Linked DNA regions of Homo sapiens: region 1 is linked to region 2. A link is a contact called in ENCODE Hi-C data. All regions are on one chromosome and are shown on one strand. The core of a region is the stretch at or near the end of the contact, and the rest is flanking DNA. Distances in the headings are between cores, read along the strand shown.

Region 1 (5,810 bases), core at 2,891-5,390, 320 kb before region 2:
TGAAATTGCCTGGCTCAGAAACTTCGCCATTCTGTTCTGCGCCATCACATCTGCCCCCTGTCCCACTGCCCTACAGAGAGTCCTTCCTTCAGGTTTTATTGCTTGGTCTGGCCTGGGCCAGACCTTCTTGGCCTCAGCTTGCTGGCTGCTTCTTTGTACAGTCGTTGCTCTGCTCTGATTCCTCCACAGTCTTGATGGCTTCCCTGCTTTTCCTCCCCTGATCAGCCCCCCTTCATGGGCACACATCCTTCCAACATGTGAGAGAAGTTGGCATGGTAAAAAATGAGTAAAATCAGAATGAACTCTTTCCATATTTTATTCAGGAATGGCATTTCACAGGTTCTCTCTCTTACTGATTCCAGATCCAAAGGGAGATATCGATCCATGGAAGATGGTTGCTCTCGGAAAATGCTGAGAAGTTTGCAAAAGGAATGGAAGCAGAGTTAACCAATGTATCAGGAAGCTTACACTTTCTCCTTTTAAACTGCTGTGCTGGTCTATTAAGACATGCCTAATACCCAAAGCTGAGGGGCAAAAGGGGAGAGAATGAAGTTTATGCGTCTGTGTCATAGAGAAAAGCTGCCAAAATGTGATTAAGCTTTTTGAGTTAGAACTTAACAAAATGCCTTTGCTACTGGTTTCCATGGTTGTCCAGTGAAAAGAGTGAATACATTTATAGGAAACACAAAAGGTGGTTTCAGAGCTTGGGCAGGATGGAAGACGTATTTCTTCTACTATTCGCTCCTGTGAGTTTAGTGCCACAGACCTGCTCAGGCATCTGGGAGATGCCGGTGGGAGATGCCAGGGCTGAGCAGGTTTGAATTTCTTCCTAAACAGGGAATAAAGACCTTGAGGAAGGAATATAGATATTGAGGAAGACCCAGCTCCTCACTAATGAGCTTACCTGCTTTTCTTGGGACAGCTTGCCTTAAAGTAGACAGTGCTGTCATGGGCTTCTGGATCTTAGAAAATGCTTCTCATTCTAGGGGATTTTGGCCATGGAGACCATCGCACAGCTCTTCTCCCTTCTCCTCTTGGCTGCCATCCCAGTAAACAGGTCCTTCCCAGAACCCACAGAGGAGAAAGGCGTTGGAGAGGTGGTAAAGATCGTTGGCGGGCTAGGTGGCAATGTTAAGTCCTGAAAAACGCTGTGCGTTGGGGAGTTTCTTAGAACACTTGTGTTACTACAAAGGAATACTTGAGGCTGGGTAATTTATAAAGAAAGAGGTTACTTTGGCTTGCAGTTCTGCAGCCTGTACAAGAAGCAAGGCACCTGCATTTGCTTCTGGTGATGGCTTCAGGCTGCTTCCACTCATGGTGGAAGAGGAAGGGGCACCAGTATGTGCAAATCACAACAAGGTGAGAGAGAAGGCAGGTGGGGAGATGCCAGGCTCCCTTTTAACAATCAGCTCTCATGGGCACTAGTAGAGTGAAAACTCACTTATTGCTATGAGGATGGCACTGAGCCATTCATGAGGGGGTCCACCCTCATGGCCCTAACACCTCCCTTCAGGCCTCACCTCCAACATATGAGTCCTATCTGTGCCCTTACTTTTTTGGAGTCAGCATCTAAAATAGTCACTGCTTTGCTCCAACTGGTGTCTCCAGTAACTTGATGGGGACAACCTTCATCTTCTTCCACCTGCTCCATTCATGAACCATGTCTCCTTGTCCTGAAAGGACCAAAGGGTTTCAATTTTCTTAAGCTGTGCCTCAGTTTCCTCATCTATAAAATGAGCATAATAGGAGTACGTACCTTAGTTTAAGAGGACTAAGTAGTTTATATGTGACCACATATTAACTGAACTCATTTCATATCTCCAACCACCTACACAACATCTTTATGTCTAACAGAATCTTAAGTTTATTGTGGCAGTATGGAAACCTTGATTCTCCACTTCCCAAACCTGCTCTTCCCTGATGGTTCCTCTTACTGGTTAGTGGCACTGTTGTTCACCCAGCTACTCTGGCCAAAACCTTTGCCTCCTCTCTTTTGCTCACACCCCACATCCAATCCCACAGGAGACTGGACCTCTTCTCGCCTCTCCTATCACAACCCTAGTCCAAGCCAGTAGCCGGTCACCTGGATTGTGCACTGGACATTTCCACTCTCCCTGCGCCCACCCTTAATCCCTTTACTGCTGCCAGAGGGACACTTTGAAATTACTAGCCAGCCCATGAGCCTCTACTTCCAATCTTCTAATGGTCTCCCACATTTACAGTAGAATCCACTGTCCTTACCAAGGCCAAAACATCCCACCTATCTGGCCCCTGGCTGCCTCTCCAGCCTCATCTCCCTCTTCTCTCACCATTGCTTTTTCTGCCTTAGCCACGCTGGCCTGACTGCCTCCAGCTCAGGGGACACCTTGCTGTCTCCACAACCTTGTGCTCCCTGAGCTGGATATCATTCTCCTGATATCTGCGTACTTCACCCATCTCACTTCTGGTACATCTCTCACCCCCTGGATACCTCACCTTAAAATAGTACCACTGGACCCCCTCTGCCATGTTACACTGCTTTAGTTTTCTCATACTTGCTTATTACTCCTGAAACAGCAATTTGTAAATTGTCTCTAGCACCAGACTGTAAGGGCGGTAAGGACAGGGGCTTTGAGTGTCTTGTTCTCTGCTCTGTCTTCAACTCCTAGATGTGTCTCTAACGTGCAGTAGGTCCTTAGTAAATATTTATAGAATGCATGAATGAACCAGTAAGTATAGTGCCTGGCACATGATTAAGTGTTGAAGAAGTGTTAGTAATTATTATGGGCATTACTCACACTGCCAAACTACTTCGTGAATTTTCCCAGGGGTAGGGAACTCCTCATCTTCATATTTTAAACAGAACATCACTTTATTGAGCTAGTACCATAATGGGAACTTTAACAACCATTACTTCATTTCATCCACACATCAGCCTTATGAATAAGTGTTACTGTTCCCACTTTGCACATGAGAAAAAGAAGGATCAAAATGTCAAATGACCACCAACTACTCCATTCAGGATCACTTATACGGTTTGGCTCTGTGTCCCCACCACAGTCTCATCTCAAATTGTAATCCCCAGGTGTCTTGGGAGGGACCTGATGGGAGATGATTGGATCATGGGGGCAGTTTTCCCCCATACTGTTCTCGTGATAGTGAGGGAGTTCTTGTGAGATCTAATGGTTTAAAAGTGGCAGTTTCTCCTGCGCTGTCCTTCTCCTGTCGCCTTGTGAATAAGGTGCCTTGCTTCACCTTCTGCCATGATTGTAAGTTTCCTGAGGCCCTCTAGCCATGCAGAACTGTGAGCCAATTACACCTCTTTTGTTTATAAATTACCCAGTCTCAGGTAGTATCTTTATAGCAGTATGAGAACGGACTAATATATTCACAAAGCTGGAGGAGGGAGTGCTGTGAGTTAAACCCATCAGTCCCAAATCCGTTTCTCTTTCAACCACTCCCAGCATTGGTTCCGGGAACCCCAGGCATGGAGCTCTCCTTCCTCAAGATGCCCATAGCACCTGCTTTTCGTATTTGATGAATCTTGCCTTGCACTGTCATCAGGGGTCTCTCCCTCCGCTCCATGAGTTCCTTGAGAGCCGAGACCAAATCTTACTCCCAGAGCACAGGGCTGGGAATACAGCAGGAGCTCAGAAACATCTTGACTTGGGCTAGTGTGAGGAGTGGGAGAAAAAAGGGGAGGATTGTGTGTGCATGTAAGAGTGGGTCCTTTGCCTCTTAAAAAAGTATCTACTGCAGCTTGTGCTGAATATGAGTGTTTGGAATCCTCAGTATGATCAGGGAGGGCACTCAGAGAGAAGAGCTGGAATGATCTATGTGAGGGTTCCCCATTCAGTGTCATCTGGAGCAAATAGTCTTCCCCAGAGTTTACAAGTATATGCAAGCCCAGGGGACACAAGAAGCCAAGGTAGCCAAAGTTCACCTACCTGCTATGACAGCCCCCTGGGATGAGTCTTCTCCTCATTTAATAAAATAAATTAGGAGGGCTGGATATGCCCTAAAATAATGGTTCCATAACTGCAAAGAAGCTGACTGTAACTCTGCCACCTGTTAGGAACAGGATGTCACTGTCACTGAAACAGAAGACTGAAAATTAGCCCATGCTATATATAAATTAGGAGGGTGGCGGGGGGGCGGGGAACTGGGAACATCTTGTTTTGACATTCAGCAATATTTTCAAGGCTCTCTAAAGAAACTTGGAAGAAAAGAATGTAAAAGAGTCCAGGACCTAAAGGGAAATAAGGACCTGATTTTCAATCACATTTTGACCTGAAAATGAAATCAAGGCCTATATTGTGATGACTTGAGTAGCTTGCTGTCCTACAGCTGCACAATTGAAGTGGTTTCATTGCTGTGAGTACCTTCTGCCACTCACTAGATTCTGGAATTAATCCTCTGCCAGGCTAAAAGCAGAAACAGCTACGGATCTAACACTTCCTAGGAAGAAGTATTTAGCAGAAGCAGTGGTGTTCAATGTGGAGGCATTTTAACACAGGGTTCCGGAAGGTTCATTTGCATCCTGCACTGACCCAGCACAGGGTCTGTAGTGGTCACAGTGGTTGAATTCCCACCATCTATTCCTTACCAAATAATCAGACTAAGCCAGTGGTTCTTCATGAGAGGCTATTCCCCTCCCCTACTAAGGTGACATTGGCAATATCTAGCAACGTTTTTAGTTGTCATATCTGGGGAGGTGCTACTGGCATCTCATGGGTAGAAGCCAGGGATGATGTTTAACATCCTACAATGCACAGGAAAGCACTTCAACAAAGACTTACCTGCCCCAAAACGTTAAGAGTGCCGATGTTGAGAAAACTTGGTGGTCTATGGGGTTTGATTTGCCAATGCCTGCTTTAAGAATGAGTGTAAGACTTCATCCCAGCAAACAGTCTTGAAGCAAAGTCTGTTGGAAGCTATTTGAGAAAGGTTCTCTCATTCTTAAGAAGAACCAGAAGAAACTGTCTCTTTTCTTTTGGCTGTTGCAGTGTTTGAATATGACTTCTGGACCTGTTGTAGCCACTTTGAGTCCCTGAAGGGAATAATTTTGAGAGCAATCCAGCCATATCCAGTAAAGCCGTAGGTGTGCATAACTTGCGACCAGCAATTCAGCCCATAGACATATGCCCTGGAGAAGTCTTTACACAAGTGCACCAGAAGACAAGTACACAAGTGTTCCTGGCAACATTGTAATACTGAAAACTCACCAATATTTGTTTGTGAATAGGCAAATGGATAATTAAATTGTTACATAACTATTAAAAATAAATATTTAGGGCCGGGCGCGGTGGCTCACGCCTGTAATCCCAGCACTTTGGGCGGCCGAGGCAGGTGGATTGCGAGGTCAGGAGATGAGACCATCCTGGCTAACACGGTGAAACTCCGTCTCTACTAAAAATACAAAAAATTAGCCGGGCGTGGTGGCGGGCACCTGTAGTACCAGCTACTCAGGAGGCTGAGGCAGGAGAAAGGCATGAACCCAGGAGGTGGAGCGTGCAGTGAGCCGAGATTGGGCCACTGCACTCCAGCCTGGGCGACAGAGCGAGACTCCGTCTCAAAAATAAAAATTAAAATTAAAAATAAATAAATAAATAGCAGTGACAGTAAATAAATTATGCCTGTGGATGCATGTCACAAATATAAAGTTGAGTGAAAAGTACAAATTGAATTTTTCTCCCCCGGGCACGTCTTTGCTGCAAAGGCCCTGGTGGCCGAGACCAAGGCTGGCTGTTTACGTGAGGCCAGCCTTGCAGGTGGGGCAGAGAGGAGGAAATTTTGTTGTAAGAACTGGGACAAAGTTGGCTTCTGGAACT
Region 2 (5,775 bases), core at 2,012-4,511:
CAGATTACATTTCGGTAAGTTCTTAAGAAAGAGCCAGGCTGAGAGTGTTTAGAATGGACTCTTAATAGTTTAGGATATTAAGAATACACACATAAAGACCAGGGGTATACCTGACAAAATGTTAATAATAGTTATCTATCATGGTGTTATAGGTGGCTTTTCTTAGTAACTTTCTATTCTTTCTCAAGTTTGAGGGGGAAAACCCCATATACACATTGTCCTTATAATTAAATAAAAAATAAGGTTTTTAAAAGCAGAATACAGCCCTACCAAAACAAAGCATCCTGATATTTGTCTGCAAGCTACATATAGAAAAAATGAAACCATCTCTACTCCCATGCCTTCAAACAAAAAGGTTATTCAAAATTACATGTAAATTCACACTTACATACATGAATGAAACATGAAACACATAAAAACACACCTATCTTCAGGATAGTAAGGAGATACTATTCCCTAATTTGTCGCTGTGTTCCTGTTAGCATAATGAAACAGATCCTCGGGAAACACACCTTGTGGGCATTCTCTAATCTAAAACATATTTAAATATGGAGTTAACAAATCCTGAACCACCACACAACTTTTCCAAAAATGTTCCAAAGGATACAAAATTTAATTCCACAGAATAACACCTTGGTCCTAATGCTTTCCCTTAAAGGGTGTGACATTTGACAGGTGTTTTCCTTAATTAAAGTCTGTGCAAAAGTGGAAGGATAAGCTTAGGACAAGTTTCTTTTACATGAGTATGCTAAGGCACAAGAGAAATTTTTAAGTAATTTGCTAGAGATTAGAGGGGAGGAGAGGAACAGCAGAAAGGATAATTTATTTTACATACAATCCAGCGTTTTTTCTACTATACTATTTTTGCATTGAAAAGGAGATACCAAACAGTGCCAGACTTTTTACAATGTGACTTCAAAGTAAGAGAGTCATTACACATAGGTTAACAGGAATTTTGGGTTTTCATGCAAATGTTCAACTAGGTTGAACTAGTTCAATCACTACGGCTATGAATCTTCTATTTAAACATAATAGAGAATCCTAATGTTTTTCATTCATCTTATTTCTAAGTAATTCAATCTATTCTAGTCCTGATTACCTAATACCGTCTAATGCAATCCACATTAAGTATTTACTCTAGAGAAATTCTTGTACTTGTGTACCAAGAGCCGGAAACAAGAAATGTTCACAGAGCAAGACTGCTTATAACAAAACAAAATAAAAAACAATAAAAACACGGTCGAAGTGCCCATAAGTTATGGCAGATTAACATATCATAAAGCAATGAAATAAACTACAGCCACATACTATTTTTATAAAGCTCAAAAGAAAAACAAATTAAATGCCACACAGTTTCGGCATACAAACATATATGATAAAACTATTTTTCAAAAAGTCAAGGAAGTGACATACACAAAATCCACTGCACAGATAAGAAACTCATAGACAAATGCAAGTTTTAGTAATGTTCCAGTTTTGGGTTTGGGGGGAGTCATCAAGGATTTATGATGTTTTTATCTGCTTATACTTTACCGTGTTTTTTTTTGGTAGTATTAAATATATTTTGGTTACTTCTTAAAAACGTTACTGACATATAGTTGACAATAAACTGCACATATTTGAAGTGTAAAACGTGTAAGTTCTGACATATGCATACACCCAAAAAGTTATCACTACAAGATAATAAATCCACCGACCCCTGTATTTTCTCCTGCACATTTGTGATGTCTCCCTTTAAACACATTTTAAAACGTAAAAAAGTAAAAATAAAAAAGACAACTTGTTTTGGAAAGCTAAACGTGCATATTTTGCAAAACATTTCCCCTAGGGCTCTGGAGAAACTATACACAACTCAGAAAGTGCCTTAAAATTGGTGACATGGTTACCGAACAACTAACCTTAAAAGTTTATGGTATTTTACACTTTTAAAAAATCAAATTCCGATTTCGGTTTGAAAGAGGAATTTAATCCTGTTTCTCGGAGCTTCAAAATCATTAATTCTGCCCGGCTTTTTTTTGAGACGGAGTCTCCCTCTGTCGCCAGGCTGGAGTGCAGTAGCGCGATCTTGGTTCACTGCAACCTCCGCCTCCCGGGTTCAAGCGATGCTCCTGCCTCAGCCTCCCAGTAGCTGGGACTACCGGCGCCCGCCACCACACCCAGCTAATTTTTGTATTTTTAGTAAAGACAGGGTTTCACCATGTTGGCCAGGATGGTCTCGATCTCCTGACCTCGTGATTAGTCCGCGTCGGCCTCCCAAAGTGCTGGGATTACAGGCGTTGAGTCACCGCGCGTGGCCAATTCTGCCCAGTTTTTATGGCCCAACAACTTAATATAAATTATCTTTAGGTAACCCCAAGGTCCTAACTTCCTCACAACTGGTTACAACTTCCGAGATGTGAAGGTAAATCATAGCGTCCCAACTGTGTAGGATAGTTAGCACGTGACTTAAAAACCAAGTTAAAAAGATTTCAAACACAATATTCTTTCATACTTTTTTAGGTAGCTAAAACTTAAATATAACTATTTCAAAAAAGCAGACAAAAAATTTAGAATCCTAAGCAAGCTAAACCCAAGCAGGAAAAAAAGAGACCAATTCCCTTCCCGGTGCCAGTCAGGAGTTGGAGACACCGGGCTGCCTCCGGCTGGTTTCTGAAAAACGCCGCAGGTGGAAAAACATCCCGAAGAGGACCTGAGACTCGGAGGAGGCGGGGAACTGACGCGCCCCAGTGTGCCCGGGGCCCTTCCGACCCCCGCCAGCCAACCGCTCGCAACCCGCTCGGGGCGGCGCGCGTCGCGGCCTCCGCGGCCCTGAAGAACTGAGGCTCCCGACCCCAGCGCGACCACCCTGACAGGAAGCGGCCCCCGGCCGCGGGCGCCCGCGCGCCGTCTGAGGTGAACCCGCCGATCTCCGGCCCCCACCCCCGGAGCCGGGAGTCCTCGCCCTCTCGCCCGCGGCCCCCGCGGGCCCACCACCTGCTGCGCCGGCCGGCCGCCCTCCGCTTCCGGCTCTCGGGCGCCGGGAGGGGCCGGGGGCGGGCCTCGCCTAGCTGCAGCCGGGTGGGGGAAGGGAGCAGGCGGGGGAGGGGCAGCGCCGGGCAAGCCGGGCCCCGCGGGCCGCGCTCCTCACCTGGCGGCGGGTCTCTCCGCCTGACACGCTGCGCGCCGCCGCCGGTAGCCGCCGGTGAATGGGTACAGGTAATGCCGCCGAACCCCTGCTTGCTCCGGCTCCGCCACCGCCGGCCCCTCCGTCCGCTGTTTATTAAACTTTTCTGTTTGGTTGTTCGGCCTATGACGCGACCGCGGAGGAGAGCCACTGGATTGGCCGGCTCCCGCGGCTGACGCGCGGGCCCCGCCCGCCCGCTAATTATTACCGGCGCGGGCGGGGCCGCAGGCCGGAGGAGGCGGGGAGAGGCGGGGTCAAGGCTCGGAGCGCACGGCAATTGGCCGGAGGCAGGAAAAGAGGCGGGGCGGAGCGAAAGGAGATGCTCCTCCGCCTTCTGCACCTCCAGTGTCCCTTGCTCCACTGCCCTCTCTGGGGCGCTTCCCGCCGCGGTTTCTCTACCTCCAATAGCTACGGGAAGGCGATTAAGAGGTGCCGCGGAGACTTTAAGGGCTTGGTTATGTAGGTTCAGGTACCTTTGCCACCTCGCAGGGAATGGCGTGTCCCTGTCTTGGACTGAGGCACCAAAAAGAGTTGCACTCCACCTGCCACTTGTGCAGGAAGGAATTCTGAGCTTCTGTCTTCCCATGCAGGCCGGCGCCTCAGTCTGCAAGCGCAAAGTCCGAGCTCAGGGCGCATACTGGAAAGCAGTTCTCTGCCCTGTCCTGAACTGGGACTTGGAAATAGAAGCAAGACGAGAAGCGTGCATGCACACGTGTGCAATACATACATGCACAGGCACAAGCACCCCCAGTTCCAGCCTGTTCCAAAAGCACGGGGTCAGTTCCCACCTGCGTGGTGCACGCTGGGCTGCTGCGCTGGAACTAGGGGTGATAGGCAGAATGGCTCCCCCTGAAGTTTTTCAGCCTTCGTTCGGGCTCACGAGCATCACGAGCAGGAAGTACGTGACACTTTAGTTCGAGGTCATTCAATCCTATTGTGAATGAGGAGTTCCGTTAGGGCATCCAGGTAGGCGAGCCCAGTCCTGAGAATCCTCTTTATTTTAAATGTTGGTATTTTGTTATTCATGGATTTTTTTTTTGCATTAATTTTAATTTTAAAAAATAAAAATGTTATTCATCTTGATCACTTAGTTTTTTGGTGCTCCCTTAAATGTTGTGCCTGAAGTGAGTACCTGTTGAGCATTTAGCAACACAGAAGTCACCTTGGGGAGTACAGTTTAAGTGGAGGACAAAAGCCTGATTGGAATGGTAATAAAACCTACTTGTTAGGCTATTTGTGGGGGTTAAATAACATAATATGTGTGAAAGAGCTTCTTGAACTAGCAAGGTTATGCGTCAAGTCTTACGGATTTTGTCTTAAATGTATTTTTCTTCCGATTCTTGTCCAGTTTATCGTTGTATTAACTCCAGCACCTAACCCAGTTGGATTTTCATATGCAGTTATTATGAATTTGCAGAAATTGGGTTTACATGACCTTTACTGCTTTCCTTTGTTCCAGATTCGTTCTGGGAGATTGAGAGATTATAGTATTGCATTGTGACGTGGAATGCAGACAGACCACTGTCACTTACTAGCTTTGTGCTCTTAAGAAAATTGTGTGAAATGGGAACGAAAACCTACCACAAAGGATTGTTATGAGGGTTAAAAGATACTGCATTTCTATTCACCCAGTAAATGCTATATGCCGACTCTCTGCCAGCCTGTGCTGTAGGTGCTGGAGACAGCATTAAGAAAGATGAAGGCCCTTCTCTCATTGACTTACACAGGGGAAGAGAGGGAGCAGAAACAATAAACAGTATACATACGCAACCTACCGGTCAGTGTACATAAACAACATATTCACAGCACCTGGTATGTAACAGATGCTCAATAAATGATTGTGTATGCATTATTATTTCCAGCCCCATCTTCTTTCCTGTGTTCCAGAGCAGGACATTCACTGTGTGCTTATCACAGCCATTCAATATGTCCAAGGCTTATTTTCCCCCAAACACATTCTTCCTCCTGTAGTCCCAATTTTGGCTAATGGTGACACCATGTTTCCAGTTATTAAAGCTAGAAACTCAAGCTTTATTGAGATTTAACACACATATCATTACAACTTACCCATTTTTAAAGAATACAATTTGCTGGGCGCGGTGACACATGCCGGTGGTCCCAGCTACTCAGGAGGGTGAGCTGGGAGAATTGCTCGAGTCCAGGAGTTCTGGGCAGTAGTGCACTGTACCCACTGGTGTCCACAGAGGGTGGGGGGCACCATCAAGTTGCCTAAGAAAGAGGACTCTGCCCAGGTCCAAAACAGAGCAGGTCAAAACTCCTGTGCTGATTAGTAATGGGATCATGGCCATTGCACTCCAGCCTGGGCAACATAGCAAGACTCTGTCTCCTATTAAAGAAAAAACAAAAAGAAAAATGAAAGAAATTATACAATTCAGTGGTTTTTAGTATATTCACAGTGGTGCAGTTATCACCACAAATCAGTTTCAGAACATTTTGTCACCCTATAAAGAAACCTTGGCAGGGTGCAGTGGCTCATGCCTGTAAATACCAGGGTTTTGGGAGGCCGAGGCAGGTGGATCACTTGAGGTCAGGTGTTAGAGAACAGACTGGTCAACACAGTGAAACCCTGTCTCTACTAAAAATACAAAAAT

The links. Hi-C counts contacts between places; a loop is a spot of excess contacts on that map. Pooled maps may share reads with other maps.
Region 1: a loop to region 2 is called in a pooled map of psoas muscle, with 2.3 times the contacts of the local background. The contact joins the enhancer-like site here to the promoter of ZFAND6 in region 2. A Hi-C loop is called at or near these places in 2 of 50 pooled maps.

Annotation. Positions count from the first base shown.
Region 1 is chr15:80,374,706-80,380,515 of GRCh38, reverse strand. The region is part of intron 3 of ARNT2-DT (ARNT2 divergent transcript); the gene reads left to right. Among named protein-coding and RNA genes, the nearest start is that of ARNT2-DT, 27 kb to the left of the region's middle. Within about 2 kb of position 4,140, at least 2 of the 41 ENCODE cell types and tissues checked have a DNase peak (open chromatin) inside an H3K27ac peak, as active enhancers do.
Region 2 is chr15:80,057,162-80,062,936 of GRCh38, reverse strand. It overlaps ZFAND6 (zinc finger AN1-type containing 6), which reads right to left and starts at 3,261. Exons shown (of 7, transcript NM_019006.4): 1 at 3,128-3,261. RefSeq lists silencers at 2,689-3,558, 3,255-3,583.